Regions from separate parts of the Homo sapiens genome. Here all the other regions are linked to region 2. A link is a contact called in ENCODE Hi-C or POLR2A ChIA-PET data. All regions are on one chromosome and are shown on one strand. Each heading gives the region's core, a stretch centred on a gene start or an enhancer-like site at or near the end of the contact. The rest is flanking DNA. Distances are from core to core; before and after follow the strand shown.

Region 1 (5,336 bases), core at 2,696-5,195, 2.7 Mb after region 2:
TCTCGGCTCACTGCAACCTCCGCCTCCCGGGTTCAAGTGATTCTCCTGCCTCAGCCTCTTAAGTAGCTGGGATTACAGGTGCATGCCACTGCACTGGGCTATTTTTTTTTTTTATTTTTTGGTATTTTTAGTAGAGACGGGGTTTCACCAGGTTGGTCAGGCTGGTCTCGAACTCCTGACCTCGTGATCCGCCCGCCTCGGTCTCCCAGTGTGCTGAGTTACAGGCGTGAGCCACTGTGCCCGGCCAGCAGAGTTTGTTTAAGCAAGAGTGATTCACGAATCAGGCAGTAGCTAGAATCAATAGAGGTTCAGAGAGCTCCACTCAGCAAAGTGGAGCTCTCTGAAAGTGGAGCTCTTTATAGACAGGAGGAAGTGACACACAGAGACAGCTTGCTTGGATACAGCATGGCATTTGCTGTATTTGAACATGGTCTGATTAGCTGGCAGCCTGTGACTATTATTTGTTATAAGAATACTCTTAAGGTGGTTTGCCATTTGTGTACACGCTGAGGTTGCAGTTTGCTATGTAAAAATTCAAAATACAGAGGCAGCTTAGGCCAAATTTAATTGAATTTAATAAGGGAAAATATCTTGAACTATTTTGTTGTCTGGGTATTGGACTTTCTGAACTAGCCCTCTGGCTTTCTTTTCTTTTCAATAATATTTTCCATCTTGTGTTTTTACTCTATCCTGGGTGATTTTCAACTCTTTTATTACGTTTTGTTTTCTGAATGTTGTTTCTTTTTTTTGTTTTTTGTTTTTGGCATTCTGGTTTTTTTTTTTTTTTGTAATATCTTTTCTTCTCTCATTCCTTTGAGAAAAGATATTAGTATCTTTCCACATCTCTGTGAGAATATTAATGATAGTTCTTTTAAAAAATGTTTTTTCTCCCTGCATAGTCTCCATTTTTTCTAAGTTGCTTTACCACCCTGTTTACATGTTTGTTTGATTTGGTTTATATGTATCATGATAGAGGCTTTCTTTGATATCTGATGGCCCTTGAGTGTCTGTTCATATTTACTGGCTATGGGAGCACCAGTGACCTGATTGGTGAGGCTCTGAGAGTGAGGGTTTGGGTTGCAGCTGAGACATATCTTTGGGGAACTCCTTGGCATCAGTAGCTTTGGATCTTTCCTCTTGTGTTTGTCAGAGGCTCCAGGAAGTTTTCCATTCTCCTGTCTGGGATGTTTAGTGCTAGCTGCATATGTCCTGGGAACTAGTGAGAGAACAGGCTAAGGATCTCAGCATTCAACTGATGTTCTGTTTTCAGAATTATGCACCTGTCCTAAGCAGACGCTGATGTCTGGCAGTCTAGTGATTCTTACATCCTTCAGTGACTAGATCTCTGGTCATTTTTCTGCATTTGGGAAGGGACAGTTACCTATGGTATGGGAGGAGGAACAAGTAGGAGGTGGGTGGAAATGTGGAGATTAACTGTTTCTTAAAATGACCTGCAATCAATTATTTCATTTTTAACTTTAACTTTACCTTCACTTCCTAGAGGTTCCTCCTGCCAGTTCTAAGCTTTTGGGAGATTTTAAAATTAAAGGTCTGTTTTTGTTTGTTTGTTTGTTTGTTTTAGCTTTCCCCAGTACAGGATTAGGATTCAGCCTTCTACAGTTCTTCTAAGTCAGTTACTGCTCTTCCATATGTTTTTAAGCTTCCAATGTTTTACCATTACTGATCTGTCCTGCACCTCTTTATTCTTGTGAAAAAATTTTCTTTGCTCCCATTTTAGTGGGGTTTCAGAAAGGCATAACAGTAAATGATAAAATAATCCTTTGTATGCATCCAGAAGTAGCATGCATTTTTTCTGATTCTCCTTCAGTGAGTAAGTATGGTTCTTCAGTAAGTGTGGCCCTATGGTTCCACCAATAGTGCTCTCCAGAGGTCTTGGTTCAGGTACCACAGAAAAAAGGCCTTCTTTCTTTTCCTCTTTGTTATGGTTTAAATCAAAACTTCTATTTGACCAATTAAAAAAATTCCTCTGGACAGCTTGGCATGGAGCACGGATTTATAAATCTGATTTCTTGTTCCTTTAGGGATTTCTTTTACTTTTTTGTGAGCTCAGCTTTGTATTTAAAAGGATGGATGTCTCTCAGGACTGGCAATGGTTACTTAGGCAGATAATGTCATATTTATCCATTCATTTTACAAGCAGTATTTAACCCTATATATACCCTGTGCTTGAAGGTATGGAGAGATATGTCCCTGTTGTACATGTGCCCAAGAGGACTAGAGAATTGAACAGAATAAAGCAGATTTGAGCAGTGTCCCTAATTGAGCACAAGAGGGTCGCCAACCCAAGGTGTTGGAGAGAACCACGAAGTAACATATAAGGAAGGGCACGCCCACAGGTTATGGTCAAAGGAGGCTTGGAAACATGGCAGGAATTGGATCACTGGAAGGAGACATTTTAATTTGACACACACACAAAATGGAGAGTTAATGTTTCCTGAACCTGAAGCTGTTATGATCAAATAGTGTTTCACCAGAGAATTTTGAGAGCTTTATATATTGACCATGAGACAAGGAGGGACAGGGATGACTAGAGATAGAGAAACCAGCTAGGAACAACCACAATAGTCCATGGACCAACTGTGGCTTTCACACTCATTTTTTTTTTCTTTTTGGGAGAAAGATAATTTATAAAGGTCTCAACTATTTCAAATGTGTGTGTTGGTTTTTTTTTAATTTGATTTAGGATTCAAACTTTACTTCAATATCAGAGGACTCTGAAGTTCTCTTAGAAACATTATCTAGAGTCATTTGCTTGCCAAATATTTCTAAGTAGCAACAACAAAAACAATTAAATTCTTTGTAGTTAAAAGGCCTTTCTAGATGTGAAAAAGAACATTTGCTCATAATACCATTTAATTCTACTTTCAGTCTGTGACCTCAGGCATCCTGAGACATCCAAATCCAATTTATTCTGGAAAATGTTTTAGATTTCAAAATTTCAGATAACTAGAGCCTATATTTCATTTTTTTAAAATTTGCATACTCTTTTAAAGTTTAACACAAGAAAATCAAAGAAGCCATAATTACTGTAAATAAAAAAATAAAAATGCATTTTTTAAAACCCCAAGAAATTTCCCCAAATTTCACTAAAACACTGTCATTAATCTATGTATTAATCCATAAAGATTTCTGAAAGGTATAAAGGATTTAAAATGTCAATTACATTTAATTCTCATTAGTTCTAATTAGTGAGTACAGACAAATACTACCTTCAAAAATACCATTTTTTTAATATCCAATACAAATTAGGTTGTCTTTTTACCGGCTTATACATTTTTTTTTATTTATTATCCTTTCTCAAAACGCTTTTTCACTCTCAACCTTCTTTTTAGTGATTGGGTTTTTGTTCATATACTTTCTTCACAGGCTTTTCCACTTTTTTAGAAAGCATTTTCACTTAACAATGTGGAGAAGATGACAATGATAACACACAGGTTTAAACAACACAACAAGCAATGCAAGCAAAATAGAAGCCATCTTACAGGCAAAGCAGCTAGATCCAACTACAGGGCACCCTATACCCTCCTGCCCAAACTTGTGTTCAAATTATAAGTTTTCACTGGCCCCAGCATGCAGATATTTTATAGCAGGTTTTCAATTAGGGTACTGCATGTGGGATAAAAATGGACGCAAGCCATTACAGGGAATATTTGCAGAGTGAGAATTCAGGTAGTAAGGGTTATCTATATTGTGCTCTGTGCGTCCACTGTCTTCTCTAAAAAAAACTAGGTGAAAAAAATTTTAATTAACAAAATATATACAAACAAAATACAAAAACACAAAAAGGAAGACAAATTATTATATTTATTTTCTTATGGTTTGCATTCTTTCTTCTGATCAGACAACAAATCCCTTTGTGGAAGTGACCTCATTTTACAATTCAGTCCAACAAATGATGCTGGCCGCCCACGTGGTGCCAGGCACAGCGCCAGGCACTGGAGGCAGGGAGCTACTTATGACGCAGATGGAGCACCAAGGCTGAGCTTGTCAGCTTGCTCCGGAAAATGTTTGTTTCCTCCCAGTTTCCATGTCTGGATGCCTTGTATCTGCCGCTAGGTAACTGGGTTATTTCTCCACAGCACTCCCCTCTCCAAACAAAAGCTTTCCCCAACCATAACCAGCAAGACAAAATAGCAATCTGGTCGTTTATGTTGATATTCACCCAAAACGTGGTCATTAAAATAAGAGCATCAATTTTTACGTCGCTATTAATTACTTATCATTGTTTATAATGCTTATATATTTTAGAGCGAAATATAAAGAAATAAAAACAGGGAAGTGCAAACTGAGTATCTACCTCCCATTAAACTTCAACTTTAGTTCTAACCATTTCTTTATCTAACCCAGTTTTTCTTATTTTGTAAAAACAACCTTTAAAGTGTCCAGTGCCACAAAATCCTAGCTTTTCAGAGTTTCAGAAACTAGAGTCTCTTTCTCTCTCTGCTTCAGGGCTTCTGATAGTTCTTGGGTCAAAAGCCTGTAGTTATTTACGTATACTTACTAGAGAAAGGGCATTCTATTTTACTGTTTGCTGCCATGAATAGACTCTGACGCATTTTAACTGGCCGGCTAGACTTTCAGAGGAAATCTGGCTTTAAGCTTTCAGAAGAGACCTTCCTCTTTCTTTTTCTTTCATAGTTAGAAGAGGAGTCCGGGCACGGTGGCTCACGCGTGTAATCCCAGCACTTTGGGAGGCCGAGGCCGGTGGATCACCTGAGGCCAGGAGTTGGAGACCAGCCTGGGCAACATGGTGAAACCCCGTCTCTACTAAAAATATAAAAATTAGCTGGGCGTGATGGCGCACGCCTGTAATTCCAGCTACTCGGGAGGCTGAGGCAGGAGAATTGCTTGAACCCGGGAGGCGGAGCTTGCAGTGAGCCGAGATCTCGCCAGTGCACTCCAACCTGGGTGACAGAGTGAGACTCCATCTCAAAAAAAAAAAAAAAAAAAAAAAAAAAGGAAAGAGCAGGAAGACAATGGCAAGCACTGAGAAGCACTTATATACACAGTCAGGGCAAAGATTTCTTGCAGTAGTCAGGGTCAGACTGGCTTCTTCCCCTCCTTGCCCTTGAGACAGAGTCACCCAGGCTGGAGTGCAGTGGCGCGATCTCAGCTCCCTGCAACCTCCGCCTCCTGGGTTCAAGAGATTCTCGTGCCTCAGCCTCCCAAGTAGCTGGGATTACAGACGTGCGCCACCACACCTAGCTAGTTTTTGTTTTTTTAGTAGAGGTGGGGTTTTGCCATGTTGCCCAGGCTGATCTGGAACTCCTGAGCTCAAGGGGATCCAGCCCGCCTCGGCCTCCCGAAGTGTTGGG
Region 2 (5,466 bases), core at 235-2,734:
AGACCTGAAGCCTGAACCCCAGGAACCCAGGGGACAAAGACTCCCTGGCCACCACTTGTCCCAAGACTGCAGACACCTCACTGGCCAGGAGCATACAAGCAGGAGTATACAATGTGGCCGGGGGTGCATAGGAGTCAGGATACAGAGCCATGTTCTGTGTGTATGATGTTCACATACAGGAGCCAGACTTGACCATGGGAGACCAGTTTTTAAGTTTCCAAGGAATTCTTGCTCCCTAAACATGTACTTGACCCAGAAAACTCTTCAGCCTTCAAGGCCCAACTCCCTCCACGAAGAATCTGTCCAGTGTCTGATGACTAAAGGCCCTGGATTCAGATCCAGCTTAGGCACCGCCTGGTCATTATCTGACTTCTCTACAGACTGTGCCTCTAGTAGGCTGGAGCCCTGGACTCAACTCAATATTTCACCCCTGCCCCTAGCAATAGGGGGTCAATGGACATTTGTTCAATAAGCTCTAGACACCAGAAAGGGTGAACTGTCTCTTGGCTTCAGTTGTTCTGTGACTTCAGGCTAAATCCAAAACCTCTGCGGTCAAAGAAGGCCATTGCCACCCCTCCCCACCCTGTTCCCTCTTAGGTGGAAGGCAATTGTGGCCCTTAGAAACCCTCTGAAGAAGCATCTAACAGCTTTTCTCAGGCCGAAATGGGAGAGGGTGAAGGTTTAGGAAAGAAAACGGTCATTCTTATGTCTTTCCCCAAACCAGATGATTTCCCTTTGTTCCAAACAGTTGGCAAAGACGTCTGGGCAGAGAAAGGGTCCTGACTTGATGCACTGCTCTGCAGGCAGCTGGGTGACTCCGGCCTCTGTTGGTTTGCAGCCTGGGCCAGGGCTGGGGAGTTGCTGAGGGGTGGGCTCAGGCTCACAGTAGGTAGGCTGCTGCTTGGGCTTTCAACTATTACCTCTGATCACAATGAATTCATGAATTTATATTAGTTTGATGCATATCTCTTCCACTGGACTTCCAACCTCTGGAGCGCAGGAACCACACTGTATTTAATTCTGGAGCCTCAGGGCCTGGCACAATGTCAAGCACACAGTAAGTGCTCAGTAAGTGCTAGAGACAAAAACGCACTGCAGCCTCCCTGCCAGCCTGATTTCTGGAGCATCCCTGACTCTCTTAATGGAAAGAGCTTCTCAGAGCTTCCCAAGCTGACTAGAGGAGGGACTGTCATGGTCATGGGCCCTGCTTCCCTCTTATAGTTCTCTTAGCTGGAAGGCAGGATCCTTCTCCTCTGAGCTGCTTCTGAGGCCACTTATTTGTTTATTTCCAAACCCAAAAATGCTTCTTAGGTTTTGCTGCCACCTGACTTGAAGCTCTGACCACCCCAGTGCTACTTCTGCTCTGCCCCATCCAGACATCAAGCGAGATTCATTCCCCCAGCCTCAGACAAACCACACCCCTATCACAACCGTAACTATTCTTAGCAGAGCAGGAAGGGGGGCGCTGCCGAATGACCTCGCTGCCTATAGAGACTTCACCTCCACCCACCCTTCACTCACCCGGTGTCACTTCCCCCTTTTAATAACAACAACACTGACACCAAGTTTCACTTCCACCACTTCCTGTGGGTTTTGTTCATCCTCAGCTGCTGAGGTTTCTAGAGGGTGGGTGAGTCTCTGGCCCAGCTGCAGGAAGGTCCCTCTGACTATAAACTCTACCCCTAAGCATTTAGAGGCTTGCCCTTCAGTCCTCAGACACATTCACCTTTCTTTTTTTTTGCTTTTTTTTTTTGTTTTTTTTTTTGAGGTAGAGTCTCACTCTGCTGCCCAGGCTGGAGTGCAGTGCAGTGGCACGATCTTGGCTCGCTGCAACCTCTGCCTCCCAGCTTCAAGTGATTCTCCTGTCTCAGCTTCCTGAGTAGCTGGGATTACAGGCATGTGCCACCATACCTGGCTAATTTTTGTATTTTTAGTAGAGGCAGTATTTCTCCATGTTGGCCAGGCTGGTCTTGAACTCCTGACCTCAGCCTCCCAAAGTGCTGGGATTATAGGTGTGAGCCACCGCACCTGGCCACATTCTCCTTTTTTTTCTTTTTTTTTTTTTTCCAGACAGAGTTTTGCTCTTGTTGCCCACGCTGGAGTGCAATGGTGTGATCTCAGCTCACCGCAACCTCCGCCCTCTGGGTTCAAGCGATTCTCCTACCTCAGCCTCCCAAGTAGCTGGGATTACAGGCATACACCACGACACCCGGCTAATTTTGTATTTTTAGTAGAGACGGGGTTTCTCCATGTTGGTCAGGCTGGTCTTGAACTCCTGACCTCAGGTGATCCGCCTGCCTTGGCCTCCCAAAGTGCTGGGATTACAGGCATGAGCCACCACACTTGGCCCACATTCTCCTTTTTTAAAGCTGTCCAGAATAGGGGATTCTCCATCCTTCCCTGGGTCAGAATCCCAATATCTGATCCAAGTTCATCCTGTTGACTAACCCAAATCTCTCCTGCTATTAGGGTTGCCATATTTTGCAAGTAAAAATACAGAACACAGAACACCCATTTAAATTTGAATTTCAGATAAACAATGAATAGAAGGCCAGGGGCAGTGGCTTATGCCTGTAATCCCAGCACTTTGGGAGGCTGAGGTGGGCGGATCATGAGGTCAGGAGTTCGAGACCAGCCTGATCAACATGGTGAAACCCTATCTCTACTAAAAATACAAAAATTAGCCGCGTGTGGTGGCGTGCGCCTGTAATCCCAGCTACTCAGTAGGCTGAGGCAGGAGAATTGCTTGAACCCAGGAGACGGAGGTTGTAGTGAGCCGAGACTGTACCACTGTACTCCAGCCTGGGCAAAAGAGCAAGACTCCGTCTCAAAAAAAAAAAAAACAAAAAAAAAAATGAATAACTTTTTAGTTAAGCATGTCCTGTGTAATATTATACTAAAAAAAAATTCATTGTTTATCGGAAATTCAAATGTAACTGGACATCCTTTCTTTTATCTGGCAACCCCCTGCCTGCTGTATTCCTTCTCTTTTTGTTTGGAGACAGTCTTACTGTGTCACCCAGGCTAGAGAGCAGTGGTGTGATCTCAACTCACTGCAGCCTCAACCTCCTAGGCTCAAGGGATCCTCCCACCTCAGCCTCCCAGATAGCTGGGATTACAGGCACATACCACCATGCTCAGCTAATTTTTGCATTTTTAGTAGAGATGGGGTTTCGCCATATAGCCCAGGGTGGTCTTGAACTCCTGGCCTCAAGTGATCCACCCGCCTCATCCTCCCAGAGTGCTGGGATTACAGGCGTGAGTCGCTGCACCCAACCTTGTATTCCTTCGCATGAAAGCAGCAGTTCTCAACCATTTTGATCTCAGGATCTCTTTACACTGTTAGAAATTATTGAGGACACCCAAAGAAGCTTTGTTGATGTGGGTGAATGATAGCTACTGGTATTTACCATATTAGAAAGGCAAACAGACATTTTAAAAGTAGTAATTAAGGCCAGGCGCGGTGGTTCAAACCTGTAATCCCAGCACTTTGGGAGGCCAAGGCGGGTGGATCACTTGAGGTCGGGAGTTCCAGACCAGCCTGGCCAACATGGAGAAACCCCCGTCTCTACTAAAAATACAAAAATTACCCAGGCATGGTGGCAGGCGCCTGTAATCCCAGCTACTTGGGAGGCTGAGGCAGGAGAATCGCTTGAAGCCGGGAGGTGGAGGTTGCGGTGAGCCAAGATCTCACCATGGCACTCCAGGCTGGGCAACAAGAGCAAAACTCCATCTCAAAAAAAAAAAAGAAGAATACAAAAATTAGCCGGGCATGGTGGCACATGCCTGTAATCCCAGCTACTCAGGAGGCTGAGGCAGGAGAATCACTTGAACCTGGGAGGCGGAGGTTGCAGTGAGCCGAGATCACGACACTGCACTCCAGCCTGGGTGACAGAGTAAGTCTCAAAAAAAGAAAAAAAAGCAGGAATTAAGATAACAGTAATATCTCATTATGTACATATGTACAAAAAATAATTTTTCAAAACAAAAAAAATTATTGAGGAGAGTGGCATTGTTCTACATTATTTTACAAATATTTTTTGATTTTTCAATTTTAAATTATGTTAAAAAACATAACATAAAATTACCATCTTAACCATTTTTTTTTTTTTTTGAGACTGAGTCTCACTCTGTCGCCCAGGCTGGAGTGCAGTGGTGCGATCTCAGCTCACTGCAAGCTCTGCCTCCTGGGTTCAAGCGATTCTCCTGCCTCAACCTCTCGAGTAGCTGGGACTATAGGTGCCCACCACCACGAGCGGCTAATTTTTTGTATTTTTAGTAGAGACAGCGTTTCACCGTGTTAGCCAGGATGGTCTCAATCTGCTGATCTCGTGATCCACCCGCCTCAGCCTCCCAAAGTGCTGGGATTACAGGCGTGAGCCACCGTGCCCAGCCCATCTTAACCATTTTTAAGCATATAGTTCAATAGTGTTAAATATATTCATCAATTGAGACCAGAAGGTCAAGGCTGCAGTGAACCATGATTGCGCCACTGCACTCCAGCCTGGGCGACAGAGTGAAACTCTGCCTCAAAAAAATAAATAAATATATTCACACAATTGTGCAGAGGTAGATTCTTATACCTCCAACTGCTGCATTTGGTATGTTGTAATATCACACACCGTGAATCTCTGGAAAACTCCACTGTACACTCATGAGAGAATGAGAGTGAAAAAGGCAAATGATGTTTCCTTATTATTAGTAAAACAGTTCTAGGCCTATAATCCAGCACTTTGGGAGGCCAGGTTGGGTGGATCACTTGAGTCCAGGAGTTCGAGACCAGCCTCGAGGGCAACATAGTAAGGCCCTGTCTCTACAAAAAGTACAAAAAATTAGCCAGGGGTGGTGGCACGTGCCTGTGGTCTCACCTGAGCCCAGGAAGTCAAGGCTGCAGTGAGCCATGATCACACCACGGCACTCCAGCCTGGGTGACAGAGCGAGACCCTGTCTCATAACACCACCACCACCAACAACAAACCCCACTTCTGACTGTGTGTACCTTCTGAAAAGATTTGGGGAGCCCCCAGGGGTTCCCCCAGGGGTTCCTGGACCACACTTGGAGAACCAGTGCTCTAGCACAATGCCAGAGACTTCAGTGGTGATCGGTATCTACTCCTTTGCCCCGCAAGTTAATTTGGGATGGGGGATGATGTGACACCACACACATAATTTAATGTAATTCCAAGCTGTTCTTTTTTCTGAGATGAGTGGTGCAGATGTGGGGAATCTTGGGGCTAGAGAGACTGCCCCAAAAGGCCTGGGTATGGGACTCAGTTGTGAGGTGGACCAAGCTGACTTAGCTGTGAAGGACAGAACTGCAGTTCTGTGTTCCTGGAGCCTTAAAGAGGCATCTAAAGAAAGTCAACCCTGCTAGGCGGAAAGACAGAATGGGTGAGCCTGGTGGGAGGCCAGGGTCAAGGAGCCAGCCGTGTGCTGCCCACCCCACCCCCAACCATGACTGGCGAG
Region 3 (5,424 bases), core at 951-3,450, 2.7 Mb before region 2:
GGAATTCTTGTCTTTTTCCTGATCTTTGGGGGAAAATCTTTCAATCTTTCTTCATTTAATATAATGTAAGCTGTGGGCTTTTTGTAGATGCCATTTATCAGTTGAGCCTAGCTCCTCCATTCTACCCTTGCCGCTGGATTGGCAGTCCTCCTCCCCTTTCTGCAGACAGCTCCCCACAGCCGGTCCACGGTCCCTGCAGCACCCCACCCTCTCACTCTCCACTGCAGGGCAGGCAGGAGGCAGCACAGGCTGGGGGAAGAGGCTGAATGTAGTCCCAAGAATGCCAACCACTTGTCATTTGACTCCAAAAATCCCTTTGTGAAACTTGATTTCTTCAATATAAAATTGTGGAAAATAATACCTACTTTTCAGAACTGCCGTGAAAATTTTAAAAATAAATTTGGTTGTGTCTGGCACATAGAGGGCATTCAATAAATGTGGGTTGGATGTGAATCTGAGAAGTGTTCATTGAACCTTATCTGAGGCACCTGGAAGTGGCCCTGGCACCGTAGAGGGACCCAAGGTTCATGGTGGATGCAGGCCTTCTCTCCAGACTGACCGTCCAGAAATGGTCCTGTAGCAAAGTAAAGCTGCTTGGTGTCAAATAAACCAGCCAGGAATGAAGACGCTTAATGCTCCTGAGGTTCAGGGAATCTGCAGGCCAGGAATGAAGGGGGAGAACTGCATCTCAGGAGTGTTGGAGTCCCAGAAAAGGAGATTAGACTTCCCTCTATACCCAGCAGGAACCACTGAAGGGTGCTGAGCAGTTATAAGTGGGGTTTGTGAAGTTAGCTCCATGGGGAGTGGAGCAGGGAGGTTGGTTCCACAGACCAGAAATGGTAAAGACCTGCACTAGGATGGGAAGGTAAGGAATGGAGTAGAGAGAACAGATGTGAGAGACACATTCATTCATTCACTCACTCACTCAAGTATTTACTGAGCTCATATCATGCTTCCCTCATGGAATTTACCATGCACTTCACATAAGTGCATATAAAATTGTAATTATGAGAAGTGCAAGAAAGGAGAGCCATCTGGTGGTGGTGAGCATTTATAATGGGGCATACGTGAATTAATCTGGGAAAGCAAAAGTGCTTTCTTGAAAAATTGATGATTGAACTGAGACCTGAAGGGTGAGTATTTATCCAGGTAAAGAGGAGATGAAAGGGCAGCCTAGGCAGAGAGCACAGCCTATGCAAAGGCCCAGAGGTGGGATGCAGTGTGGTGAGTCCAAAGCCTGAGAGAAGGCCAGGGCAGCTGGAGTGGATGGATCACGGTTCAGGGTGAGGCTGGCAGGCCGGGCAGGGCAGGATCAGGAGCACCATAGGCCGCGTCAAGGAGTTTTGTCTTTCCCAAAGAGGAATGAGAAGCTGTGGGAGGCCTTTTAGGGTGGGGGCAGGGGTAACATGTACAAATGTATATTTTAAAAGTTTCGCTTTGGCTGTCGTGAGTAAAAAGACTAGGGTGGAGCATAACTCCAGAGGAAAGCGGGGAAAGAGTTGAAAACAGCCAATAACAAATGTCATCCCCGAGCTCTTATGAAAGACAGACGGCATTCCCGGGGAATCCACCAGAGGAAAATGACTTAGAGCTGCAGAGAGGGAATGTGGGGAGTCCATGAAGCAGCAGCAGCAGATTGGAAGCTTTTCCAGACTCCAACAAAACCAGGAGGCCATAGCTGCCCAGACAGCAAGGGAATAGAAGATGCCTGAGGAGGCTCATGTCAAAGGCAGGCATGGGCAGTGGGCCCAGAGAGTGGATGGGGTGGATTCAGGGCCCGTCTCTCAGTTATGCACCCAGTACATGGCACCAGGTGCTGAGACCAGAAGCCTTGGGGTCATCCTTCCCATCCATGTGGGGTCACCCCCCCACATCCCAGGTGTCTGCAAACTCATCAACCACCCACAATGCCTTCCAAATCTGGCCACTTTCCACCCTCCAGCTGGAGTACCACAGTAGCCTCCTATCTGGAAGCTTCCACTCCCCTCCACTCAGCCTGATCTCCACACTGCAGCCAGACTGATCTATTTAAAACCCTCCTGTGGCTTCTTGTCACATTTAGAATAAGATCCCTGCCTGGCCTGGCCCCTGGCTGGCTCCCACAGGCATTTCCTGTCCTTGCTCTCAGTCACGCAGTTCCTGCCATGCTGGCCTCTTGCCACCAGCCACAAACCCACCAAACAGACCCCCATCCCACAGTCTTGGCACTTACTCTCCCTCAGCCTAGAATGCTCTTCCTGGAGAAGTCTCCCTGACCTCCCTGGGCCACCATCAGCCCCTCTAGTCTTCTTTTCCCACCATGGTCCGTGGTGCCTACAACTTGTTCGCAATTCCCCACACTCCCTTGGCATTTCTGTGGTATTCACCTGGCAAAGCGCCAGCCCTGGAGAAATCCCACTGACAGCTTTCTCCTTCTCCATGGCTACCCCCGACTGCTGAGCCCCCTGGTGAAAATCCCCCCACAGTACAAGGGCAGCCTGTATCCCATCAATCCCCAGGATCACCCAGGCCCTCTGCACTGCACAGAAACTGCAGGAAACGCCTCCCCACCAGCTTCGCCTCCTCCTCCAGTTTCCGCAGGCCTGTGGCTCCCTCACACCCCTCCTCTCTCTTTGCTGTTATTTTAAAGAAAAGCAGAAGCGAGAAATCTCTCAAAATGTCCCAACCTTGGGTCAAACCACAGACCTTTCCTCCTGACCCCTTGTGAGTTGAGGGCTTTTCCTCTGGTTAAGCCAGTTCCCGTTCCTGCGCAGGATCCCTCCTGACTTCTCAGGAAGTCTTTGCCATCCCTGCCCTTTCTTGTGCCTAACATTTCCCCCTTCCCTCAGCTGAGGCTGGACCAGTCCAGTTTATCACATCACCCACCAAAAATGAGCCCCACCTGCTGCCTTGTTCTCCCCTTCGTGACCACGCACACACACTTGCACACACATACACATATGCACACACATATACACACGTGCACACACACGCACACATGGTCCCCATTTCGTCACGTCCACCTCACTCGTCAGCCCCTCCATTGTGGCTTCTGCCCCATCCCTCTGCTGAAGTAGCTCTTTGTAAAGTCATGGATGATGAACACAAGGTCACTAAACCCAGGGCGCATTTTCATTTTCCTTGAGCTGGACCCCTGAGCTGTGGTCAGCTGGCCGCTGCCTGCTTTTGTCATAACTGTGACTACTCCTCCTTCGGTTGCCTCAGGCTTGCACTTGAGGTCCTTCCCTTCTCAGCCATGGTGTCTCCCTGCGTGGTTCCTTCTGCACCCAGGCATCAGTGCCATCCTCTTCTGTCAGAGTCAAGCCACTTCCGAGCTCCAGGCCCACAGGTCAACTGGCCCCCGACATAGCTGCCTGATCTTCTGGGTCTCCTCTTGCTCGCCTCCAGTCAGTTCCGTATTTGCCACCAAGGCAATCTTCATAAAATGCAAAGCCAGTCATGTCGCCAAAAATGAAAAGCCATCCCAGGGAGACAGGCCGAAAGCCCTAGCGTGGCCTACAGCCCCTCATGCTCTCCATCCAGCAGCACCTCAGCTTTCCCTCCCTGGGTTGCTAACACCAGCCTACACTCCTTCTTTTGTTTCCCCTAATACACTGTATTACCCTCTTCGGGGCCTTTGTATATGCTGTGCCCCCTTCAAGGAGCCAAAGCCTATGATACAGTTTGGATCTGTGTCCCTGCCCAAATCTCATGTCAAATTGTAATCCCTGATGTTGGAGGTGGGGCCTGGTGAGAGGTGATTGGATCACAGGGTCAGATCTAGTGATAGTGAGTTCTCATGAGACTGGTCATTTAAAAGTGTGTAGCACCCCCCAACCCCCACTCCCTCGCCTCTTCCTCCTGCTCTGGCCATGTGAAGTGCTGGCTCCCTCTTCACCTCCCCCCATGATTGTAAGTTTCCTGAGGCCTCTCCAGAAGCCGAGCAGATGCCAGCATCATGCTTTCTGTACAGCCTGTGGAACTTCGAGCCAATTAAACCTCTTTTCTTTATAAATTGCCCAGTCTTAGGTTTTTCTTTATAGCAGTGCAAGATCAGACTAATACAGTCTACACATCTTTCTCAGCTCAAACAGTACTTCCAAGAACGCCTTCCTCCCCACACCCATGGCTCCCTCCTCCCCTACCCCCGCATCAAGGCCTCAACCACCTGCTTTCCCAGCTCTCCATTCTCATCCCCATGGTACTCATGCAGCTTGTGACTGTATAAGCAGCCACCTCATTGGTCTTACTCACTGCTGTTGCTCTAGTGCAGGCATTGGCCAACGGCAGTCCAGGGGCTAAATCCAGTCCCCCACCTAATTTTTGTAAATAAAATTTTGTTGGGACGCTCACTTGTTTACGCATTTTTTGTTGTTGTTGTTGTTGAGATGGAGTCTCGCTGTCTGCCAGGCTGGAGTGCAGTGGCACGATCTTGGCTCACTGCAACCTCTGCCTCCCAGGTTCAAGCAATTCTCCTGCCTCAGTCTCCCAAGTAGCTGGGATTACAGGTGCCCACCACACGCCTGGCTAATTTGTTGTAGTTTTGTAGAGACGGGGTTTCACCATGTTGGCCAGGCTGGTCTCGAACTCCTGACCTCAAGTAATCTGCCCACATTCAATAAATATGTGGGTCTGTAAATGATCAAGCAGGACAGACTTTGAGATTGGGTCACATTATGTCATTTCACAGAAGACACTGAATTCTGTGGGGAAGTGGCCTTCCCAGGGTCCCCCCGTGCAGTACAGGCTGGCTCTGGGCCCAGGGCTCTTTCCACAAACCATGTTAAGACTCAGTTGTCATCAGGCTATATCCAGGGACACCCACCCAAGCATAGATTGGGAAGGAACCAAGGTCTGGTGTGAGTGTGTGTGTGTGTGTGTGTGTGTGTGTGTACAGCGAGACCCCAAAGCTGGCATGGGAAGTGGGGGCATTGCACACAGCTTTGGGAACTGCCCACCCTTCCTCTCCTCTTGCAGCAGGCCTGGGACCATAGAGAGTCAGACGCACCCCCTTATGAGTCATTTCACCTCGGGTGGTTTCTTTCACCTCTCTGAGTGTCAGACTTCTTAACTATTTGAATGCAGCTTTTATTCCTAAACCCTCGAGTTGAGGCTGGGATTAAATGAGATGTTGCATGGGTAGAGACCGCATGTCCTTCCCACAGCCCACATCTGCTCAGCATGTAGAGAACCACTGCTTATTTTTCCAAGGCTGCCCTTCGGTTGCATTTCCATTTTCCCTGGGAGACACGCCAGTAGCTGAGAGACCAAGATTCCCTCAGCTGACTCTCCTTCTGATGTGACCCCCTGTCACCTGGCTCTGCTGTCCCTTCTAGAGTCAGAGAAAAAAAATGTAAAAAGAAGGAAAACAGCAGGAGCCCTTTCATACCCTGCATGCCACCCAAGACTCCTGGAGGCCTGGAGAAGTGAAGCCAGTTGTCCAAG
Region 4 (5,329 bases), core at 2-2,501, 2.5 Mb after region 2:
GGGAGTAAACTGTCAAAACTACCTCCCAACCAAGCCCCCGATAATCATCACATCTTTTCCTTCAGAAACATCCTCTCAAAAATCAGATGGGACATGAGTGAAAGAAGGGTGCCACCCCCTCCACCAGAGAGGCCCTAGGGGCCATAGGTGGTATGGGGCACTCAGAAGGATGTTCTGTAGCCTCTTCCCCAAGATGAGGCTAGAAAACCACCACTTTTGTCCTCAAGCTTGGCTCCTGCCAGTAACTAGACAAGAGTTAGCCCTCCCAGGGATTGCAGTCCTTCACTGCTACCCAGTCAGACCCTCCCCAGCTCTATGGGCCCTGGGGAGCAAGAAGGTAGGGTTGCAAGGAAGGGCCGAGAAGGCGCGTGCCATGCCCTCAGTTATGTAATAAGAAGGGCGGTGCTCGTCCTAGGCCAGAGACCCAGGGCGCACTGCGCTTCCAGATGCGCAGTCACGGGTGGGGGCCACTGCGCATGGCGCAGGGCTTGGTAAACCCCCTCCCCACAAACGTGAGACCTGCGACAAAGACAGGTTAGAGAGCCGGGACCCTGATTTTTCGAGGCCTCCCTCCCCCAACCAAAGGCGGACAGCCTGCTGCCCTAGTTTTATTCTGATTCTCCTCATTCCCTAGACTGACAAACCTTTCTAACCCGGGGCCTCCAAACCTCCCGTCTCCCACTGACTTTTCTGGAAATCCCACCAGATGCGGAGTTTCGAGCAATTTCCTGGGGTCAGTCCCCCATCCTCACCTTTCCAAGCACCACGTAGTAGTAGCTTCCAGAAGGTAGATCTTTCCCATACTGGGCTCAGCTCACAACTGGCTCTTGAGGGCCTCTGGACAGCCCCGGACGTCAATGCAAATCTGTTGTCCCCAGGGAGTAGCCCAGAGTCAGCAGGAAGCCCAGGGTGGTGGCAGTATCAGCAGCAGCAGCTCTGCCCTACCTTGCCCATGCGTTTCCAGGGGAGCCAAGAATTATTTTGCCGCAACACTGAGGTGTGGCTGATTGGAAAATTCCCTTTTCCAACACCAAACTACAGAATAAATATTTTCTTCCAATTTGGTCAACCCTCTGCATACCCATCTCCCTAGCATTCTTCCCTCTAAATAAAAAGTTTTGGGAGCCCTGAGCTCTTCCTCCTTATAGTGCGTGAAATTTTAAAAGGCATAGGAAGAGGCTTCAACTGGGCAGTCAAAAGCAGGCATAGACACAGGAGCCTACGCACACCCCTAAAGAGATTTTAGAAAGCTGCTGGGCTTCTCCCCGCTCCCCTTTAAGCAAGTGAAATGCAAATTCAGATTTGATACCCTGCCCTGAGCCAATCAAAAAAAGCTTTTCACCTGCCATTGGCCCACCCACCAATCAGAGGAAGTGTCTGGAGGGAGAGCCCTCCCCTGGCCAATGGAAGGCCAGCTCAGTCACTTAGTTAATGATGCAGCAGTACAGGGAAGGCCATCACATGTGAACTGGAAGGGAGCCAACATGGAGACACAGAGAGCGCAAGGTAAACAACTTTCCAACGCCAAAAGGATGACATTTAATCTCTAAATGCTAGCTTCCCTTCTTAGCTCATCCTTAACCCCTCTCAGCTGGCCACAGAGACCCCAGGAGCCTCACTACCTGTCCCCATAGAGCTCCTAACCAGATGCAACAGTGACTGCGTCACCATTCCCCACTTTTCCCAACTACGCAGTGACAAACCTACCAGCTTTACCCCACTTCTCCCAGCCCACACCCCACCCTGGCCACTCGGCTCCCCACCAGCCTCAGAATCCCAGGGCCAGACCTTTCAATAAGGCAACCCCTGGGAAAAAACTGTCCCTCTGTCTTCCTTTCGGCACTTCTCACTCCCTTACCTTCCACATAAGACCTGCACGGACAGACAGATGGACGCTGACACCCAAACAACTTGGAGAACCAGTCTGTCTGTCCACTAGAAGGAAATAGGGTAAAAGCTGGGAGGTCAGGTGGGAAGCAGGGGATGGTTCACTCCTCTCACCTCTACCCTGGTCAGGCTTGAGCAGCTGACACTAGGGAAAAGAAATTAAAGTGGGAAAAAACCCTCCCTCAGAGAAATAAATAGCAAAAATCGAGAAAGAAGGTGAGAAAGACAGAGCACCCACATACACAGAGACAGCGCCCCTGATCCCAGCAAATACATACGTGGGGGAAGAAGGGGGTTACGCCATCAAGTCCTGAAGCCCGTCGGACCACCCATCGCCGCCTGCGCAGACCCAAATCTTGGTCCCGCCGTAAGGTGCCGCAGTCCCGAATGTTCCAGAATTTGGTCCCATCAAACCCTCCACCGTCGCCCCACAACCTCTTGCTCCCACCCCTGCCCCCCACCACCACCCCACCTCCTCCCCACGGGAACCGCCCGTGCCACCTTGCGTGTCATCTCCTAGCCTAGGCTACCCAGAGGCCTCTGGCCCTGACAGATCTCTGAACGCTCAGCAAGTGAGCTGGCAGAACCTGGTGCCCGGTGTTGCTATGACTTGTTTCTTGATTTCTCTCTCTCTCTCTGCTGCAGCACGGCTGTTGCTAGCAGACCTATCGACGGAGCTTGCTTGCTCGCTCGCTCTCTCACTCTCTCTCTCTCTCTCTCTCTCTCTCTCTCTCTCAGCTCTGTGACGCAGATCTAAATTCTCCAGTCTGCTCCTTGTGTTGCAAGAGCAGAACTGCAGCTTTTCCCCTGGAGAGCCGGAGGGCAGTGCCAAGGCTGGTCAAACAAGGCAAAAAAAGTTGGGCCTACACTCTGCTTCCTTGGCCACACTTTTCAGCTCACACCCTCCCACCTCACCCCTCCTGCACCTCACTGCTCTGGGGCATAGAGGTCCCTGTCCTTTCAGGCTCACTCCTTCCCTGAGGCCTTCTCAGGCATAAGAGTAGCTTAACTCTTTGAGTGGCAGCCCCCAGTGCCCAGACAGGGCTGCCCTGTACTAAATGTTGCAACATGTTTTCTTGAGCCATATGGGCTTCTCCAGCCCTGAGAAAAAATGTTCCTCACCCTGACCACTGTCCCATTAACTCTTTGTGCCACAGACAAGTCCAGGATTACAGTCATAGCTGATTTCTGTTGTTTTTTGCCTTTTTGGCCAAAAACCAGGACCTTTTTCTCCCTGGAATTTCTTAAGGACAAAAAGCGTAATTAAAACATTGCCTGCCTACCCCACACATGAGATCCTTCTATCAGGGCAGGAATTTGAAAAACCAAATTGAACTGCAGCCTGAAGAATCCAGAGTAAAACCAGTCTGGATATCCATCCTTCCTGGGCTCAAAATTTTAGGGCCTAGGTAAATACGTTCAATTACTTTTCAAGTAATTGGCCACACAGTCTCAGAGATTTGGGTTGCTGAGTCATTTGTTCCCAAGAAGATCTGACAACATGAAAAACAGCAAAACAGAGCAACAGCCAAGCCTGGACCTGAAGTGGCCAATGACTGGGTTCTCCTCTCCAGCATGGGCAGTCAAGCAAGATGAGCATCCACGAGCCGACCCCCAACCCCTCCACAATGTTCATGCATGGATGTCCACACTCCTGGAAACTCTTCCAGGAAGGGGTGGTCCACCAATGATCTAGAGATGGAGTGGGGTTGTTTTTGGATACTCACAGGTCTCCACTACAGCAAGCAAAGAGCCCCCAACATTTTCCTGCCCCTCCCCCCAGACGCAAAAATGCTTCCAAGAACAACTGAGATACTAAATCACTAGACCCTACATACCCAGATAGACCAAGGGAGTGTTGGGTTCCCACACTGCTACATCCAAAGAATGCAGAAAGGTTCCCGACAACCAGTTGTACCATATGAGCCTAGACTTGACCAGAAGTGAGTGAGATATTCAGGTCCTGGGTCAGGTAACTTATGAAGTCTATGACATCAAGAACCTTGCAACTTCCAGGAAGATGAATGAGAATGCGAGGCCAGGCAGCTACCTTATCCCATATCTGCTTCCCAGGCAGCCTTCTTCAAGCAACTACTCTGGGCCAAAGTTTCATCCGGCAGAAAGAAGGACCACTTGGAAGACAAGCATGGCACTACACAGTTTTAAAAGAAGACCAGAGTATCTGTGCCAGGCTCCCAGCAGGGGGGAAAGTGCTTCAAATTCACACCTTCTGGGCTCCAAGGTTGAGCATGCCAATAAAGAAGTTACCTACTGGTCTGATGACCAAAGGAACGTGGCCTTGATGGCACTAAAGCAAGTCCCCCAGAAAGGTCCTCTGGTTACTTAAATCCCATTTGCCGTAGTTTCCTTCTCCATGGAAGAAAAACATGCCTAAGTTCATGTCAGGACATTCCTGATTTATCCAAGAGCCCAGGATCAAATAAACAAAGGGCTCTGAGCTCTGCCAGGGAGCCTCCTCCTTCAGGAGGCAGAACTAGAGGGAAGTAGGCTTGGTACAGAGCTGGCCCATCACCCCATGAACTTGGTGAGTGACGTGGCTGCTCACTGCCATGGCGATGGGGATGTTACGGGTGGGTGGAAGTGAGAGAAGAGGCAAATAAGTCATGAGAGACGAAGCGAAAGCGAGGCAGGGTCACAGGAGGAACCTACAAAGCCACAGAATTTGTACAGAGGCCGACTGTAGTCTATGACCGCAGCAAAACTAAGCTGAGTCCCTGCAAAGATAAGTCCCCATCTCAGGGGTGCGGCATGAACCAACTATGACTCGCAAAAACCTATGACAACACTACGTTCAGCAAGGCTTTGTTTCCTTTCATTTTCCCTCTAAATCTTTTCCTTCCCATGACCCCGTTGGTACGGCTTTGATGACTGGAAGAACACTAGGGTTTTCGGTTTTGCTCCGGTTTGAATAAAATGACACAGACATACATGGAGTGGTTTTAAAGAGTGGAGAATTTAATAGGCAAGAAAGAAGGAAGAGGCTTTTCCTGTACAGAGACAGAGGGGGGCTTTAAGCCGAAAGAGGGAACCTTGAGTGCGGTGGAAAACAGCCAGTTATATGAGGAGGCTGGAGGAGGCAGGATTAAAACAGTCATTTTAGGTACCTCTGCCCAATTCTAGGTCTTCCTTCTATTAACCTGATTCTACAAGGCACCAAGAACAAAAAAACCCGAATGGGATGACCAGGAAGCAGAAATGAATTCAGTTCCAAAAACATGGGAGGATGTTTACTTAGCAAGCACGCTCGAGCCTACAAGGAAGCAGTTTTACAGGGTGCTGCATGCAGTGTTTGATTTCAGGGGGTAAAGATAACTTCAGAGTGGGGAAAAGGTGCTGGCTCCTTCTACTCACCCTCAGAGGCTTGGGGAGGCCAGGCCAGCACAAACTTGAAAAGGCAAGGCTTCAGCTCAAGCCCAACAGG
Region 5 (6,183 bases), core at 2,753-5,252, 2.0 Mb after region 2:
CCAGCCTCTCTTACCCTCTTGTTCCATTGCCATTGCCTCAATTCAGTTCTCCATACTCTCCCTAAACTAAACTCCTTACTATTCCTGGAATCAACAGGACTGACCCCAAACCTTTGTTCGTATCTCATCTCTTTTCCTATTTTTGCCCTATTGCATTGACACTTGTCATATTTAGTTGAATCACTGGGCCTTTAGCCTTCCCCGCTCCAATTACCACACTCCCTTCTTTCCTTTCTGAAGCCCCATACCACTTTGGTTGTGATATTTGTATAGCATTTATCATGGAAAACCTCCCTACTAGATTGTAGATTCTCAAACACAAGTATTGACACTTAGTGGGTTTCTGTATACTAGGGAAGTTTATTAAACAGTCTTTGATTTAGTCATTGTATGGTTCCTGGGATAAGAGTAAGAACCGTGGTCCCTTGCTCTGTCAAAATCATAAACCTATTTTCTTTGTATTTTGACTTAATTACATAAGCTTGTTTTGGATTGGAAGGTCTATAGAGACTATTTTAGTGCCAAATGCTATTTAATCAATGCAGAAATAAGCCCTTGAGAGGTGCAGTGACTCAGCTGAGGACACACTGATAGTTTCTGGTAGATAAGTATGAAGCCTTGGAACTACTTCTCATATCATAAGCCCCTGGGTTCCCAAATCACCTCCCCAAGTACCTAATTCATCATCCTCTGCATACAAGAAATTTTTGCTCATTCCAATAAAAAGAATGTAGTACGGCAGGACAGGAGAAGTACAGGTTTTGGAATCAAACTAGGTTTAGATTCTGACCTGGTCGCTAGTTAGTGCATGGGCTTTGGTAAACAGCCTCTCAGCCTGTTTCCTTGTCTGCAAAATATGGATAGTTATCTTCACTTCATGAAGTTGTGTTGGTGAAATGGTATAATGTGTATAAAGCAACTGGAACACAACAAATGAGGCCATTTATTTAAAATAATCTTTAGTAAGTTATAAATTCACATATTTGCTTTTTTCTGAGGAATGCTTAGATTTTATCATAGATCTCTTTTCTAAATTGAGTAAATACATAGTGGATTTCTTTGTTTCCTTCCCCTCAGAATGTTGAAATTTGGCTGATTGTAACTATTACTTAAGACTCTATCCAGTAATTGTTCGTAAAATTTCTTTTCTTTTTTTTTTTTTGAGACGGAGTTTTGCTCTCGTCCCCCAGGCTGGAGTGCAATGGCGCGATCTTGGCTCACTGCAACCTCCGCCTCCCAGGTTCAAGTGATTCTCCCGCCTCAGCCTCCCAAGTAGCTGGGATTACAGGCACCTGCCACAACGCCCAGCCAATTTTTGTATTTTTAGTAGAGACGGGGTTTCACCATGTTGGCCAGGCTAGTCTGGAACTCCTGACCTCAGGTGATCCTCCTGCCTTGGCCTCCCAAAGTGCTGAGATTACAGGCGTGAGCCACCACGCCCGGCCAAAATTTCCTTTTAAAAAAAGTTATTGCCAATAACTAAGTATGCTGGAAGGTGAATGCTTAGGACATTTAGTGTCACTGAGCTGTGTGATAGAGATAATATTTTTGACACTTTGCAGAGCTCATTGTTTTCTCTCCATATAAAGCTATGACATTCACATAATAAACATGTAGAGAGCTTTAACAGACTTCAATGTTAAGTCTTCTAACAGCTGCATAACTGGTCTTGCTTGAACCTGTCTTTTTCATAATGCTACCTTGCCTTTCACACCAATTCTGTGAGCCCAAGCAGGAATGAAGATTACCTATCTCTAATGGCAGGACAGAAGGGAGTGGTGGTTAAGGTTACTGGAGGTTATTGGGGGAATAAATGAAGACCTCATGCCACTTCTAAACACTGCCAGGACCTAACATACCTTGTGTTTTTATATCCAATATGGGAGTAAAGGTTAGATATTTTAACATCAAATATGAGGATGACACTAGATGGTTTTAAAAGCCCCCCACCATAACTTCTAAACTCCACAATGTTCGAATATTGTTAGGTTTCAGTGAAATCCTACAGTAGTCCCTTGCTTGGAATCACTGTAGGATTGGCTCCAGCAATGGGCAACACAAGGTTTGGTTCTATACAGTAGGTATGGGTCAAAGAAAATGCTATGATTGAAAAATTGCTGTTTTCCTCCTCAAAAAGCTCATACCAACCAGGAAAGAGCTATCAGAAAACCTTCAGGAAAGAATATAATGATAGGATATAACAAATACCCCCACAGCTGGTCCATAGACCAAAGTATAATTCCAAGTAGGGAATTTCACTTAACGAGGTAAGGCATTTAAGGGAAAAGGAATCTAGGCTAGGACTCTGCTAGCCAGACCCAGATAAATTATTACAGGGAAGCATGTTCTTGAGGCTATTCTCTATGAAGAAGGGCAACCCACCTTGCCATCTATATCCTTTCTGTTTTCGACAGGGGTGGTCCTAAGCTGGATAGATCTTTACTCTGACCAGTACCATATAGGTCTGTGGTTCTCAAACCTGGCTGCACAGTGTGGCACTTTAAGTAATCCTGATACCCAGTCCCATCCCCAAAGATGCTGATTTAATTTGTCTAAGGTGCAGTTTGGGCCTCTGGATTGGAACCAACCCATATACCCATCAATGATAGACTGGATAAAGAAAATGTGGCACATATACACCATAGAATACTACACAGCCATAAAAAAGGATGAGTTCATGTCCTATGCAGGGACATGGATGAAGCTGGAAACCATCAACCTCAGCAAACTAACATAAGACCAGAAAACCAAACACTGCATGTTCTTACTCATAAGTGGGAGTTGAACAATGAGAATACACAGACACAGGGAGGGGAACATCACACACGGGGGCCTGTTGGAGGGTGGGGGTTAGGGGAGGGATAGCATTAGGAGAAATACCTAATGTAGATGTTGGGTTGATGGGTGCAGCAAACCACCATGGCACGTGTATACCTATGTAACAAACCTGCATGTTCTGCACATGTATTCCAGAACTTAAAGAATATATATTTATATATGTATAAATATATATGAATATATAAATATAAATATATATATAAGCTCCCCACGTGATTCTAATGTGTGGCCAGTCTTGCAAACCTCAGGCTATTTATTCTAAAGGGTTTGTAACAAGCCTTCCTCTTAAAATCCACCCCACCACCATTCAGCGTTTTGGGGTCTGTTTGTTTTTATTGTTATCCCACCCCACACCGCCCCGAGGCGCGCGCGCGCGCGCGCACACACACACACACACACACACACACACATACACACACGCACACTGGTGAATTTCTCTCTACAGTCAGTCTGGAGTAATCCCAAAGTGGTGTCTTTCGTAAATAAGGAGAACCCGGGTGAAGAAAATGACTCCCACCCGAACAAGGCATGAACAATGTTCACTCCCTACTGTGTTATTCAACCTGTTTCCCCAGGTCTCTGTTTTCACATTAGAGAGTGTTCTAGGAGATGACGCCCTTCCTCCTTAGTTATTTCCCCACCCTCGTGCTGGCCTTTGACAGACCTCCCAGTAGAGGGCCCAAGACGCGGGTAGAGCACCGCGTCTCAGCGCCTGAGTCTCAGCCCCCGAACTCCACCGCACCTGCAGGTCCCCTTGGCAGCACTCAAGCGCGGGGATGCTCCGCTTAGACGAACTCACGTGCGGGCAGCAAGGCCTGCGATACTTGAGCACCCCTCCCCCTCTCCCGTTTACACCCCGTTTGTGTTTACGTAGCGAGGAGATATTTAGGTTTCTAGAAGGCAGGTCATCGCAGGCCCCACCCAGCAGTGGAGAGAGTGAGTCCCAGAGGGTGTTGCCAGCGAGCTCCTCCTCCTTCCCCTCCCCACTCTCCCCGAGTCTAGGGCCCCCGGGGCGTATGACGCCGGAGCCCTCTGACCGCACCTCTGACCACAACAAACCCCTACTCCACCCGTCTTGTTTGTCCCACCCTTGGTGACGCAGAGCCCCAGCCCAGACCCCGCCCAAAGCACTCATTTAACTGGTATTGCGGAGCCACGAGGCTTCTGCTTACTGCAACTCGCTCCGGCCGCTGGGCGTAGCTGCGACTCGGCGGAGTCCCGGCGGCGCGTCCTTGTTCTAACCCGGCGCGCCATGACCGTCGCGCGGCCGAGCGTGCCCGCGGCGCTGCCCCTCCTCGGGGAGCTGCCCCGGCTGCTGCTGCTGGTGCTGTTGTGCCTGCCGGCCGTGTGGGGTGAGTAGGGGCCCGGCGGCCGGGGAAGCCCCTGGGCTGGGTGGGAGGTCCAAGTCGGTCTCTGAGACACGCACAGGGGCCGGCGACTTGGCAGGTGGGGAGCTTGGCCCGCGGTCGTGGTTCCCGCCGTCCTGTGCCTTTAAGGCTCTCGCCGCTCACCAGCATTTGGGGCTCCTGCTGTGTCGGCCCCCAGCTGACTTGGCTTTAGGGGTCGGCGTGGAGGGTTAAAGAGGCCCCGGCTGGGTTTGCGGAGCAGCCAAGCCTGGCAAAATCGAAAGGGAGGGCTCAAAGAGACTGTATCCTTAACCCCCAAAAAGCTGGTCTAAAAGGATGGGAGGCCAGACCGCTGACCGTTCCCCACTCTCGACAGAGTCCAGCCGTGTGGAGCACACGATGCTGCAAACTTGCATGTCATCTCTTTCAGGTGTGGCATTTCAAGGGGGCTTGTGTCTTGAAAACAGCAACTGTGAGGACACTTGATAGTCATTTCCTTCAGTTCTGCTTTTGTCTCCCTAGGTGACTGTGGCCTTCCCCCAGATGTACCTAATGCCCAGCCAGCTTTGGAAGGCCGTACAAGTTTTCCCGAGGATACTGTAATAACGTACAAATGTGAAGAAAGCTTTGTGAAAATTCCTGGCGAGAAGGACTCAGTGATCTGCCTTAAGGGCAGTCAATGGTCAGATATTGAAGAGTTCTGCAATCGTAAGTTCTTCATCTTTTTAGAAAAGTTCTGGGAATGGAATGTATCTTAAATTTATTTTTATATACCTTTGGAGTGACTAGTAATTGATAGTTCTCTAGCGTTACTAAACCCCAGGGTATACCCTGTTGGCACGTCACACTCCAGCTAATTGAAGACATTTACCACCCTGAGTAGGTCCTGCTGCTTCATTAAGAGTTTTTCTTCCTAACACTGTACCTCTTGAACGAACTAGTAGAGAAAATAAACAATAGGTATTGTTTAGGGAGTAAACATATAAAATATATTTGGCAATTGCCTTGAGACACATAGCGTAAATGATATGTTTTCTTAAGTATTTTATAAAGTAGGACTTACCAAATACAACTCTGTGGTGGCATTTTTAAAAGCTCTCAATATTTACTTCAAAATCTGTTATACTTGTACATATTTATAGGGTACATGTGATATTCTGGCACATGCATACAGTGTGTCATGATCAATCAGGGTAATTGGATAGCCAGTACCTCAAACACTTGGTGTTTGTGTGGAGAATATTCCAAATCTTCTCTTCTTGCTACTTTGAAAAAATATATGTATATATATAAATTGGGATATATATATAGGGAGAGAGATATATATAATTGGGATATATATATATAAGGAGATATATAATTGGGATATATATAAGGAGATATATATAGGGAGAGATATATATATATAGGGAGATATATATATATAGGGAGAGAGATATATATAGGGAGAGAGAGATGTATAAACTGGGATATAGACAGGTAGATAGGTTGATTGTTAAAAATGAATAAGAGGCCCAGTGAAGAGTTGTTTGGGGGCTAACACAGTAACCGTGTTTGATACTGATACCTAGTAGAATTAAAAGAAATGAAGATTTCTTGTTTTAGGTGAATATACATACAGTCATCCACACCTTATGTGCCCTTTGATTTCATAAAATATATATTGGCATTATCTTGGAGGAAAAAAATCTGTTACTTACATAGCCCTGTATTAGCTTTGAGATATATGAGTAGAGATAAAGATAAAGAGACCCGATAACCTGACTTTGAACAACTTAAATCAATAGAAGCTACTGTAAATACAGAAATTGGCACAAATACCTTTAGAAGCCATGCGTGAAATAGGCTTTAACTTTTTATTTTTATCCACAATAGAGGCAGTAGGATGAAGTACATAGTCTTTGCACATGTATCATGTTTTAACTCTTCCCCATGTTATTACTTTATCCAATCCTCCAAACAACCTTATGAGGTAAGTTGGGGCTCTTACACTCTTTTT

Evidence for each region. Hi-C counts contacts between places; a loop is a spot of excess contacts on that map. ChIA-PET counts read pairs that join two places held with the same protein, here RNA polymerase II (POLR2A). Pooled maps may share reads with other maps.
Region 1: a loop to region 2 is called in a map with no recorded cell type, with 20 times the contacts of the local background. The contact joins two enhancer-like sites. A Hi-C loop is called at or near these places in 3 of 37 single-sample maps with no recorded cell type and 4 of 50 pooled maps.
Region 3: a pooled map shows a loop between it and region 2 (12-fold over the local background). The contact joins two enhancer-like sites. A Hi-C loop is called at or near these places in 2 of 37 single-sample maps with no recorded cell type and 3 of 50 pooled maps.
Region 4: a loop to region 2 is called in a pooled map, with 11 times the contacts of the local background. The contact joins the promoter of MIR29B2CHG here to the enhancer-like site in region 2. A Hi-C loop is called at or near these places in 2 of 37 single-sample maps with no recorded cell type and 7 of 50 pooled maps.
Region 5: a loop to region 2 is called in a map of B cell, with 23 times the contacts of the local background. The contact joins the promoter of CD55 here to the enhancer-like site in region 2. A Hi-C loop is called at or near these places in 2 of 168 maps with a recorded cell type or tissue (B cell and naive thymus-derived CD4-positive, alpha-beta T cell), 2 of 37 single-sample maps with no recorded cell type and 8 of 50 pooled maps. POLR2A ChIA-PET finds 5 or more read pairs at or near these places in 1 of 52 experiments (AG04450).

What each region holds. Positions count from the first base shown.
Region 1 is chr1:207,937,891-207,943,226 of GRCh38, forward strand. No RefSeq gene overlaps it. Among named protein-coding and RNA genes, the nearest start is that of LINC02767, 18 kb to the right of the region's middle. Within about 2 kb of position 3,946, at least 15 of the 41 ENCODE cell types and tissues checked have a DNase peak (open chromatin) inside an H3K27ac peak, as active enhancers do.
Region 2 is chr1:205,286,872-205,292,337 of GRCh38, forward strand. No RefSeq gene overlaps it. Among named protein-coding and RNA genes, the nearest start is that of NUAK2, 32 kb to the right of the region's middle. RefSeq lists an enhancer at 4,810-5,049. Within about 2 kb of position 1,485, at least 13 of the 41 ENCODE cell types and tissues checked have a DNase peak (open chromatin) inside an H3K27ac peak, as active enhancers do; they include B cell, where a contact is called at or near this core.
Region 3 is chr1:202,613,559-202,618,982 of GRCh38, forward strand. All of the region lies in intron 1 of SYT2 (synaptotagmin 2), which reads right to left. Among named protein-coding and RNA genes, the nearest start is that of SYT2, 94 kb to the right of the region's middle. Within about 2 kb of position 2,201, at least 13 of the 41 ENCODE cell types and tissues checked have a DNase peak (open chromatin) inside an H3K27ac peak, as active enhancers do.
Region 4 is chr1:207,821,452-207,826,780 of GRCh38, forward strand. It overlaps MIR29B2CHG (MIR29B2 and MIR29C host gene), which reads right to left and starts at 1,252. Exons shown (of 6, transcript NR_135299.1): 1 at 753-1,252. It overlaps LOC148696 (a long non-coding RNA gene), which reads left to right. Exons shown (of 1, transcript NR_026817.1): 1 at 1-1,145. RefSeq lists enhancers at 943-1,122, 2,893-2,942, 4,489-4,608 and a silencer at 1,263-1,442.
Region 5 is chr1:207,317,676-207,323,858 of GRCh38, forward strand. CD55 (CD55 molecule (Cromer blood group)) reads left to right here and starts at 4,003. Exons shown (of 10, transcript NM_000574.5): 1 at 4,003-4,190; 2 at 4,707-4,892. The coding sequence starts at 4,091. It overlaps LOC107985251 (a long non-coding RNA gene), which reads right to left and starts at 4,454. Exons shown (of 3, transcript XR_007066838.1): 1 at 4,011-4,454. RefSeq lists an enhancer at 3,429-3,638 and a silencer at 4,199-4,278.